Regions from separate parts of the Mus musculus genome. Here region 2 is linked to region 1. The links are chromatin contacts, found by Hi-C or POLR2A ChIA-PET in ENCODE. All regions are on one chromosome and are shown on one strand. Each heading gives the region's core, a stretch centred on a gene start or an enhancer-like site at or near the end of the contact. The rest is flanking DNA. Distances are from core to core; before and after follow the strand shown.

Region 1 (4,800 bases), core at 1,666-4,165:
TATTAAGAGGTCTCTATGAGAGCTAGACTTCTTGGCGGTAGCATTTCACCAGTTCAGCATGATATCCTTCTTATAATTCTTTCATTTTTGCCTGATTTGTGTCTTTATATTTAAATCAGATAGCTGGGCTACTAGATCTGGCTACTACGGAAGCTGGTGAAGGAGGATTGCTTCAACCCAGGGGTTTGAGACCGACAGAGAGAGACAGTCATTTCAAAACATAACGAAATAAAACAAAAGGACAGCAAGATCTCCAAAGTGGGTTTCTTGTAGGTACTGAATTGAGATTTGCTTTTTTTTCTGAGGCTTTATTTTTGATTGTGCACATTTAGTGAAATTACCGATAGACTTGGATTTCGATCTACCATTTTGATAACGTGTTTTCCTCTTTGTTTTTGCTTGCATTCTGAATCCCTCTTTGCACTGATCACCTGCTCTTCACGTCCACTCTTTTGCTCAGCAGCAGCAATTACTTTTTTGTTTGCTTGTTGGTTTTTACTTGTTTGTCATTTTCCTCTTGTTTTTAGTGCTTTCTTTAGGCTTTTAATAACAGTATTGATATATGTTTTGGATCACATACATTATTCCGGTGTGTATACTCATTGTAGATTCAGAATTACTCTATCAGAAGAATTTTCTTGACTATCTTGTATTCTAGTTATGATACTTGTGATAAGCCATCCTTCCTATCTTTTCATCTTTATTTTCCCTTCATAATGAATAATACTTTTGGTGGATGTAAAATTTGTCAGGGCCAGCTTTTTTTTTTTTAAAGTATTCTGAAATAGGTTTTGCATTTTACATCATTTCTGACAGGTCGTCTGTTGTCGTCTTCATGGTTGTCTTCCTATGTGTAACTAACTGTCTTTTATCCTTCAGCTGTTTTGAAGACCTTTCTCTTCATAACCAGTTTTAAACAACTTAATTACGTTCCTATAATACAATCATAAATTGTGGAGGGATTCTCCATGTCGTTCAGTCTGTTGTTGTTGGTTTTTAGTTTTGATCACAGTTGAACAGACTGCCCACTTTTTTCCAGTTTCCCCTCATTTCTTCTAGGAATTCCAGTTGTATGTATATTAGACCACCTTGTTTCACAGTCTGCCACTGCTTTTGTTCACTTTTATCTCCCTGTGTTTAATTTTATGTATTCTAAAATAAAGACTTCTTTTTATTATTTGTAGTTGTGTTTGTGTGTGTGCATCTGTGGTAAATGCACCTGAGTGTGGGTATCTCAGATGCACCAGATTCCCGTTGGAGCTGGAGTCACCAGCGATGGTGAGCACCTGATGTGGGGCTTCTGCAAAAGCAAGAAGTGCTCTTAGCTGCTGAACCATCTCTCCAGCCCTTCATACAGTTTTTAAATTGTGCTTTCAAGCCTAGTGATTTTTTTTCTTTTCCCAGCAAATTATCTTCTAACCCCACATAATGTACTTTCTATTGCATACCTTGCACATTTCATTTCCATACATCTATTTTGCTTTTTCTCACACACTCTGAATTTCTCTTTAACATGTTTATAGAATTCTCTCTTAAGTTTTTGGAGTGCATAAAATACAGCACACATTACTATTTTAATGTCCTAATTAGCCAAATATGTCATCTGTGTCATTTCTGGTCTGTTTTAATTGATCCCTTATTCCCCCTCCCCCTTAATAGTTACATTTTCTTGTTTTCAAAGTCTGGTGATTTTTTTTTCAATTACATAAGAGTGTAACGACAACCCTGTTGAGTTTTCTTGTATTTCTATAAATATTACTGAGCTGTGTTCTAGTCTACAGTTAAATTTCATGAAGATAGTCTGATCTTTTTAAGGTTTGCTTTTCAGCTTTTATGCTTGACCAAAAATACTTTAAAGACTAACTTTGCATTAAACCTTCTGTGTCTATAGGTTCTACATTCATGGATTTACTCAACTGTAGATGAGAAAAAAATATGTTTTTCCTGTGTCTCTATTGAACAACTTGTCAATATTTCTTAAGTAACACTATATAACATCTATTTGTATCACTTCTGTATTCAACTGGGTATTACAAATGATGCATAGACGATAAATTTTAAAGTATTCAGGACGCTGGGAGATTTAAATCACATGCCTTTAACCCCAGCCTGTTCTGCAAAGGGAGTCAGTTCTGTGGCAGCAGTGAATACACACACAGTGAGATTCTGCCTCGAAAACAAAAACAAACTAGCTCCCCTCCCCCACCAAAAGAAAATAAATGTATACAGGAATAGAGCATAGGTTGTGTGTACAATGCCTCTTTATTTAAAGACTTGGAATATCCACAGATTTGGGTATCAGCAATTTGTGACAGAGGGCATCACTTACTGAATGAAGATGAGAGATCTGGCTACTGCTGTAGCTTCTTACACAAAGCAAAACTATCAAGAGTAAACCAGAGCAAAAACACAGCATCTGCGCCATTTCTCGCCCATGAAACCGTTCCCCTGGACCACACAGTCTGCTAGGGGAGCTGGGTACCATTGAGAAAGCCTAGAGAAGCGTTTCTCCTAAGAGCAGCTGAGCTCATAACTGAGACAGCATCACGGGGATGGGGGCGGGGGGGGGGAATGGTTCGGAGAAAGGAGCTCAGCCAGGATGTCCCGACAGGGAGGGGACCAGAATTCTAACAAAGAGAAGGGCGGGTCTTGGGTTGAAGGCGAGGCCAGGGCTCCCTGGAGGGTAGTGCAAGGTCCAGCGGGAGAGCACCAAAGAAAAAGACCCTGACCCCTGACCGTACAGGCGCAGGTCAGCACGGCGAGCGCGTCGGCAGCTGCGGGTAACTCCCCGGGCCGCTTGAAGTGGGTGGGTCCGGCCTCAACGCAGGAGGGGCGGTGCGACGCAAGGAGCCAATCACGGCCCACGCTTCCACGTGGCGAGCCGTAACCAATGAGAGGTAGCGGGGAAGGCAGCGGGGAAATTTCAAACGTGTTTCCGGAGAGGGGTTGGGGTGCTGCTGTTTGGGCTGCAGCTTGGCTTTCAGAGGTGGGTGCATCAGAGCGGGCATGGCAGAGAGGCTGCGGCCGGCGGGAGGCTGCTGGGTGACGAGGGTGGCGGCGAGCGAGCTGGCGCTTGAGCCCCCGGCCAGGCGGGCGGGTACGGCCTGTAGGTCCTGGGCTGCTGGTGGGGGAGCAGGGCCCAGAAGCGGGTGCGCCGTGCGGGTCAGGACTGATTGTGTAACTCTCAAGACCTGCCCCCGTGGGTGGCTGTGAGCTGGGAGGAGGTGGGGAACCCCTTGCTCCCCTCCTTTGGGCCCATTTTTATTGTTAACACTCCGCGGTGGCTCTGAGCTTTAGTTACTGCGTTGTGGAGAATGGCAGACAGAGTGACAGAAAGCCTGCAGACTGTGGGCTATTAACCAACACATTCATGCAGATAACCGGAGCGCCTGGGCTCCAGTACTGTGACAAGTACCTCGATGCTTGCATTAGAAGGATAAAAGCACAAATCAGGGCTTTGTCTGGGACAAACTTCTGAAAGTCGCTTATCTGTAGAAGGATGCAGAATGCGCGCAATGTCAATATTTACTCTGGCAGGGTAGGCGACCAAAGGGACAACTTATTGTCATTACCAAACGGATTCCTTACGTTCCGTAGGTGAAAGAAAGACATTCAGTGAAATGAAGTTTTCAAAGGCGTCAGCTGGACGTGGTGGTGTATCTATGTACAGCTAGTGCTTGGGAGATGTAAGGAGATAAGCTGCAGAATCAGAGAGAGCAAGGCCATCCTAGGCTACTTAACACCCTTACTCAAAACACAAAAGCGTCATGAGAGCATTATCTTCCAGGTTCACACAGTGTAACCTCAATGCTGTTTCATACTGGGAAGAATAGATGTTTTTGGTTCGTTGAAACTTTGTTCTGGTAAATTACAAGCTATGTCCTTGTGGGTTTTGTTGCTCTGGTTTGATTTAGTTGCCACTAACACTTACCTCATAACAGTTACATTTAGATAGATATGTTTACAAAACTAATGTTCTATCTTATTTATTCCAAAGACGAGTTACAATTTAGAAATGGAGGCTGAAGAGTTAATTGGCAGCAGTGTGACGATTGATTCCATCATGAGCAAAATGAGAGATATTAAAAATAAGATAAATGAAGACTGTACTGATGAGCTAAGCTTGTCTAAAATCTGTGCCGATCACACGGGTGAGTTTTTTCTTTGCTTAAAAAAGCAAACAAAAACCTAAAAAAAAAAAAAAAAAAACCGTTGAGAGCCTCCGAGTTGAAGGTGAGCAGTGTTAACCACCTTGTGTGGCCTAATGAAGTTGTTTCTGTTTTTCTCAGTAAGTGATGGTTATCCGTTAAATTGTACTTCATACTTTAACTTCTTTTGTTTGGAAACATTACAAGTGTTTTTTGCTGGAGGGAAACAGGCAGGCAGATAGATACACCAAACTTGGGAATCTGAGGCAGAAAGCTCTCAAGTTTGTAGCCAGTGTGGAAAACATAGTAAGACCCTATCTCAAAAGCTCAAAACAACAAAAAAGAATCCTTCTTGAGTGTGCTCACAGGTAGTTCTCTCAACTCTTTTGTTACTGCCTGCTACCTTTGTTGGCTACTTTGCCTGCTGCTGTGAGCGCGCGCGTACACACACACACACACACACACACACACACACACACACACACACACAGGGTTTTTGGTTTTGACTGTTTTTGCCACAAACTGAGGAAGCCTCACCAATCTTCCTGAAGTTAATTTCTTGTACTCACGTATTCTTTTTATTTTGCGTGTGAATGTTTTATCTCTGTGTGTTTATATATGTACCACTTTCATGCTTGCTCTCCTTGGAGGT
Region 2 (4,800 bases), core at 1,021-3,520, 1.9 Mb after region 1:
AAACAAACAATATATATATATATATTTGAAATATATATATTTGAAATATATTTGAAATATATATATATTTCAAAGCCCAGGTAGAATTTCAGATGGGCTAGCTGGAGAGATGGCTCAGTGGTTAAGAACACTGACTGGTCTTTCAGAGTTCCTGAGTTCAATTCCCAGCAACCACATGGTGGCTCACAACCATCTGTAATGGGATCTGATGCCCTCTTCTTGTGTCTGAAGACAGATAGTGTACTCACATACATTAAATAAATAAATCTTTTTTAAAATCACATTATTTTTTAAAAAAAGTTCCAGATGGGCATGCGTGTTTACAGTGGTATGAATGACAATGGACTCCAAAGGTTCCTATGCTTGAATGCTTGGCCCCCAGTTAGTTCAACTGTTTGGGAAAGACTGGGAGGTATGGCTGTGTGTTGCTGTGACCTTGATAGATGAGGTGTGTCACTGGAGGTGAGCTTTGAAGTTTCAAATGCTCAAACCAGGCCTGGTCAGTCTCAGTCTCTGTTTGTCTCTCTTTCGGATCAGGTGTGAGCTCTCAGCTACTGCTCAGTACCATGACCCAAGTACGTAGCTTCCCTAAGGACCCTGAGCAAACCTCTGAATTTTCTCAAAGCTTCAATATTTTCATTTGTAAAAAGTGAGATTAAGGGCTGGAGAGATGGCTCAGCTGGTAAGAGCACTGACTGCTCTTCTGAATTCAAATCCCAGCAACCACATGGTGGCTCACAACCACCCTTAATGAGATCTGACACCCTCTTCTCGTGCATCTGAAGTCAGGTGCAGTGTACTTATGTATAATAATAAATAAAATCTTTGGGCTGGAGCAGTCAGGGACTGAGTGAGCGAAGTTGAACAGAGCGAGCAGAGCCGACTAGAGCAAGCAGAGGTCCTAAAAATTCAATTCCCAACTGTACAGCTACAGTGTACTCATATGCGTAAAATAAATAAATAAATAAATAAATATTTTTTAAAAAAAAAGGAAGAAAGAAAGAAAGAAGTTTGGGCATACTCATTCAGTCTAGAATTTTATAATCCACAAGCATCTTGAACGTTTAAAATGTAATGAAATCATCACACAAAAATTGGCACACAGAAAAAAAAAATTGGCACACAGAAAGCCCTTCAAACAAGATTTACTAAAAAGAAAAAAAAAAACCGAAGATTAACATATCCAATTGAAAAACTGTAAAGCTGCGATGTGACTCAAGTTTTGCAAAAACTTTTTTAGAAAACACGTTTTAGAAAATAGTTCTGTCCTCAGGTACGGTGAAGCAGGTCTCCAAATCAATAAAAACAAATGAAAGTAACTCCACTGAGAAGTGAGGAACTGATGACGAAAAACACACACACACACACACACACACACACACACACACAAAACGTTTGGTAATTTGCATATGGAGGTAACCACACTAACTATGGGGGGGGGGGGGGAACTACTTCAAATGTTACCTACTTCGAGATAAAGGAAACAGGTGCTACTCAACTTCTCCTCCTTGAAAAATATCCCCTCTGACTAACACGACTCATGTTTTATGACTGTGTTAGATAACAGAGTTAAAGACGGCTTAAATCAGGGTTGGCCATTTCCCCTCGGATCCAAAATGCCTTTGCAACCTGATAGCTACGAACAAAAGGCCCCTCTATCCTGTCTCTGCAGAACAGACCCCAGTCCACTTCCACCCAGCAGCGAATGCTCAGAGCAAGACCTGCTTCTGCAAACTCAGCAAGGCCCGCGGGAACTCAAACTTTGTAAACTCCACCAAGGGTTTAGGGGACATGGGAGCCTCTAGGAAGGGATCCAAGGGAGGTGACACCAGTCAACCCTCGGAACCAGAAAAGCATCGTCGCTGGAGGGCGTGTCGGGCAGCTTGGCGACGTAGCACTTGGCGGGACAAGGCCATTCATTAGCTGGCAGGGGCGGCGGGGCTGCGCTGCCAGGCCACCCGCCCGTGCCACGCGGCGCGAAGCTCGGCAGCCGCCCCCTCCGCGAGTTCCCTCCCCGGGCCCCGCTCCCCTGCCGGGCTGGCAGGACGCCTTCGCCGTCGCCCTCACCAGTCGCTAGATGAAGGTGCGCCGGCGGTCTCCGCGGGGCAGGCGCGCGGCCGCGCAGGGACTCATCCTTAGTGAAAGCTACCGGGGACAACGAAGGGAGCCAGGAGCCGGGACGCCCGAGTCAGCTCCGGGGACGGCTGCACGGAAAGCGACAGCCGCGACTGTCGGCGCCGGGACCGGGTTCGGGGAAACCTGAGCTAGAGCGGGCGGGACTCGGGAATAAGACGGGCGCTGATTGGCCGGAGTTCGTGTATGCCCCACAGTGATTGGTCGGGGCCTGCCCACAAGGCCTAGCGTGGCAGTACCTCAGCTGTGGCCTTTCCCTAGTATCCCAAAGGAGCATGACCCCTGCCGGCCTTGGTGCGGTCGACACTGGCTGCCGCCCTACACTCAGAACCAGTACTGCCCCTCTTGGTGCCAGATGTCACCCTAGGAGATCTGTCTCCCCGCAGGTCGACACTCGGAAAGGAGGTTAAGGCTGGGATGGAGGAAACAAGGAACTGGCTGGATGCCCAAGCACCACTCCGTAGAAACGTGGGCATCTTAGAAAAGTTGCTTCCCGGATCACTCGTAGTGGGATAACTGGAAAACCAGAGGTGTCCTCTCCCCAAGACTGGGCCCTGCTGCTCTGTGCCCCGCCTGTTGTGCCCGGATTGTCTGAGTGTCACTCTCTTTTTGTCAGAAGGCGCCATAGATTTTTCAGATCGCCACTGTGCGACCAGCTGCTGACTTGGGTCACATCTGTCTGCCTGACGCCAGGCTTACAATAGGTTTTCCTCCCTGAACTCTTAAATCTACAAGCCATTTTAAAGGTTGCAAATTGTGTGCCAATAATCAGTCCAGAACGGAAAACATACTCCTGCTGAAGTCTGATACAGAGGCGCCTTAGTAAACATGTGTTCAGGGAGGAGTAGCATGACTCAGAGAAAAACAGCACTTGGAGCCCAGAGTTGTTTGAACCTCGGCCCTGTTTGTGTTGCTGTATGAGCCACTGACACCATCATCTATTAAACGGAGTTAAACTCAATACCCTCTTAGACTGCTTCAGCCCAATTGCCTGTTTTGTAGACTTTGTAGGAAAGTAAGTTGCTAGATCAAACTGAAGGAGAGATGGAAACAGACCTAGCTCCCCAGCTCTCCTCCCAGTGCAAGGACTTAATTTGCTTTCTTACTTCCTACTCTGACCCATTCTGTAATGTATAAACAGTGACTTGGAAGGAAGCTGTGTACACACTCATGAACAAAGACGCTCAGTGATCTGGAAGCTAGTGATGTAAATAAATGTGTTGCCCTGAGTTCACATCTTTTATCTGTCTCTTCTTTGTATTGGGTAAGTCATTTAGGTTTTCTGAAGCCTTAATTTCCTCATCTGCAAAGTGGGAATGGAATACATGTTGCTGTAGTGAAAATGTGTTGATAGACGCCCGCAGCACTTAGCAGAGTGCCAAGCACACAGTAACACCACCTAGAAGTTGCCATGTCTCAAACGCTTGTAAGCATTGGGGGTACAAAATGTCCATACGGCCATAATCATATACACAAAAATTAATTGCAACTTTAACGAATCTGTGAAAGAAAATAAGAGGTTTCATCTGACCCCCCCCCCCAAAAAAAATGACAAACTAGGGAAGAAGTAGAAAATAACTAGGTGAAGCAGAAAAAGAAAGACCAGCATCATGCCAAGGAATGAATGTCTTTGCCGTTGGAGATGGGGGACGAAACTGGTCCTGCTTCAACAAGGATCAGAAAGAGAATATTAGAAAGCTGCTTACAAAGTAAAACTTATCAGCCACAGTTGCCGCGGTGCTGACCAAACTGAGACTCTGACATAACGTTATTTATTATCTATGACACGAACAGCCTGAGTTTTATATTTTTATACACTGTTGGGCTTAAAAGGAATCTAGTTGGTGGCACCAACTGATATCATAAATGCAGTAGTGTTAGGTGGCCACATAAGTTAAAACATTCCGAGCTAATAAAGATTTAATCTTTTACTGTAGAATGAAAGCAAACTGTGCAGCTTTTACCCCAAGGTGAGAATGAAGCACATAACACCAGAGGGTAAATGGTCTGCGTGATCGCTGCTGAGACAGAAGGACCCGGCTTCACCTCCTCATCCTTTTCGTTTCCTCTTCTCCCATTGCTTCTGCTCTCCCCTTTTATGCAGGTTTAGCAATATTGGTGGTTATTATATTTAAGGTTTTTTTCCCCTTCACACCTTTTCTAAAACTTTTATGCATTTTGTTTCAATTCTGGGCAATCTTTTTCTTTTCCTACTTGTTTCTGTGTTCCTTCCTAGTGTACTTTTAGTAATATTTTGGATTTTATCTTATTAGTTGTAAAGAAGCTTATGTCTTCTTTTTTATTTCCCTTATGTTTATCTAATTTATTTTTGAGCCTTCTCGTTATTGAGGAGTTCTTTTCCCTTTCTTGCTAACTGCTTCTTCATTTTTCTTTCCTTCCATAACAGTCTTCTCCACTCCTCTTCTTTTTCCTTTGACTTAACTTTGCTTCTGCTCCAGTTTGCTAAGACCTTGACTCCTTTATCTATTACAATATTAACCATAAGTGACTGTTTATCTCATGCCAGACTCCACATTAGTTTTGCCATTTTCTGTTTTGCATCTTTGGTGATATACCGAGACTTAATTGGCTTTGGTGTATTCTTATATTGCACAGTTTGATGTTGTTGCTGTTACAATAGTTCATTGTTTCCTCTCTGAGTGGTAC

What was found. A loop is a pair of places that touch in the nucleus more often than their neighbours do. ChIA-PET counts read pairs that join two places held with the same protein, here RNA polymerase II (POLR2A).
Region 2: a map of T-helper 1 cell shows a loop between it and region 1 (5-fold over the local background). The contact joins the promoter of Ibtk here to the promoter of Ttk in region 1. A Hi-C loop is called at or near these places in 2 of 37 maps with a recorded cell type or tissue (T-helper 1 cell and T-helper 2 cell). POLR2A ChIA-PET finds 5 or more read pairs at or near these places in 1 of 5 experiments (embryonic stem cell).

The regions. Positions count from the first base shown.
Region 1 is chr9:83,831,774-83,836,573 of GRCm38, forward strand. Ttk (Ttk protein kinase) reads left to right here and starts at 2,916. Exons shown (of 22, transcript NM_009445.2): 1 at 2,916-2,986; 2 at 3,998-4,151. The coding sequence starts at 4,016.
Region 2 is chr9:85,747,064-85,751,863 of GRCm38, forward strand. Ibtk (inhibitor of Bruton agammaglobulinemia tyrosine kinase) reads right to left here and starts at 2,271. Exons shown (of 29, transcript NM_001081282.2): 1 at 2,068-2,271.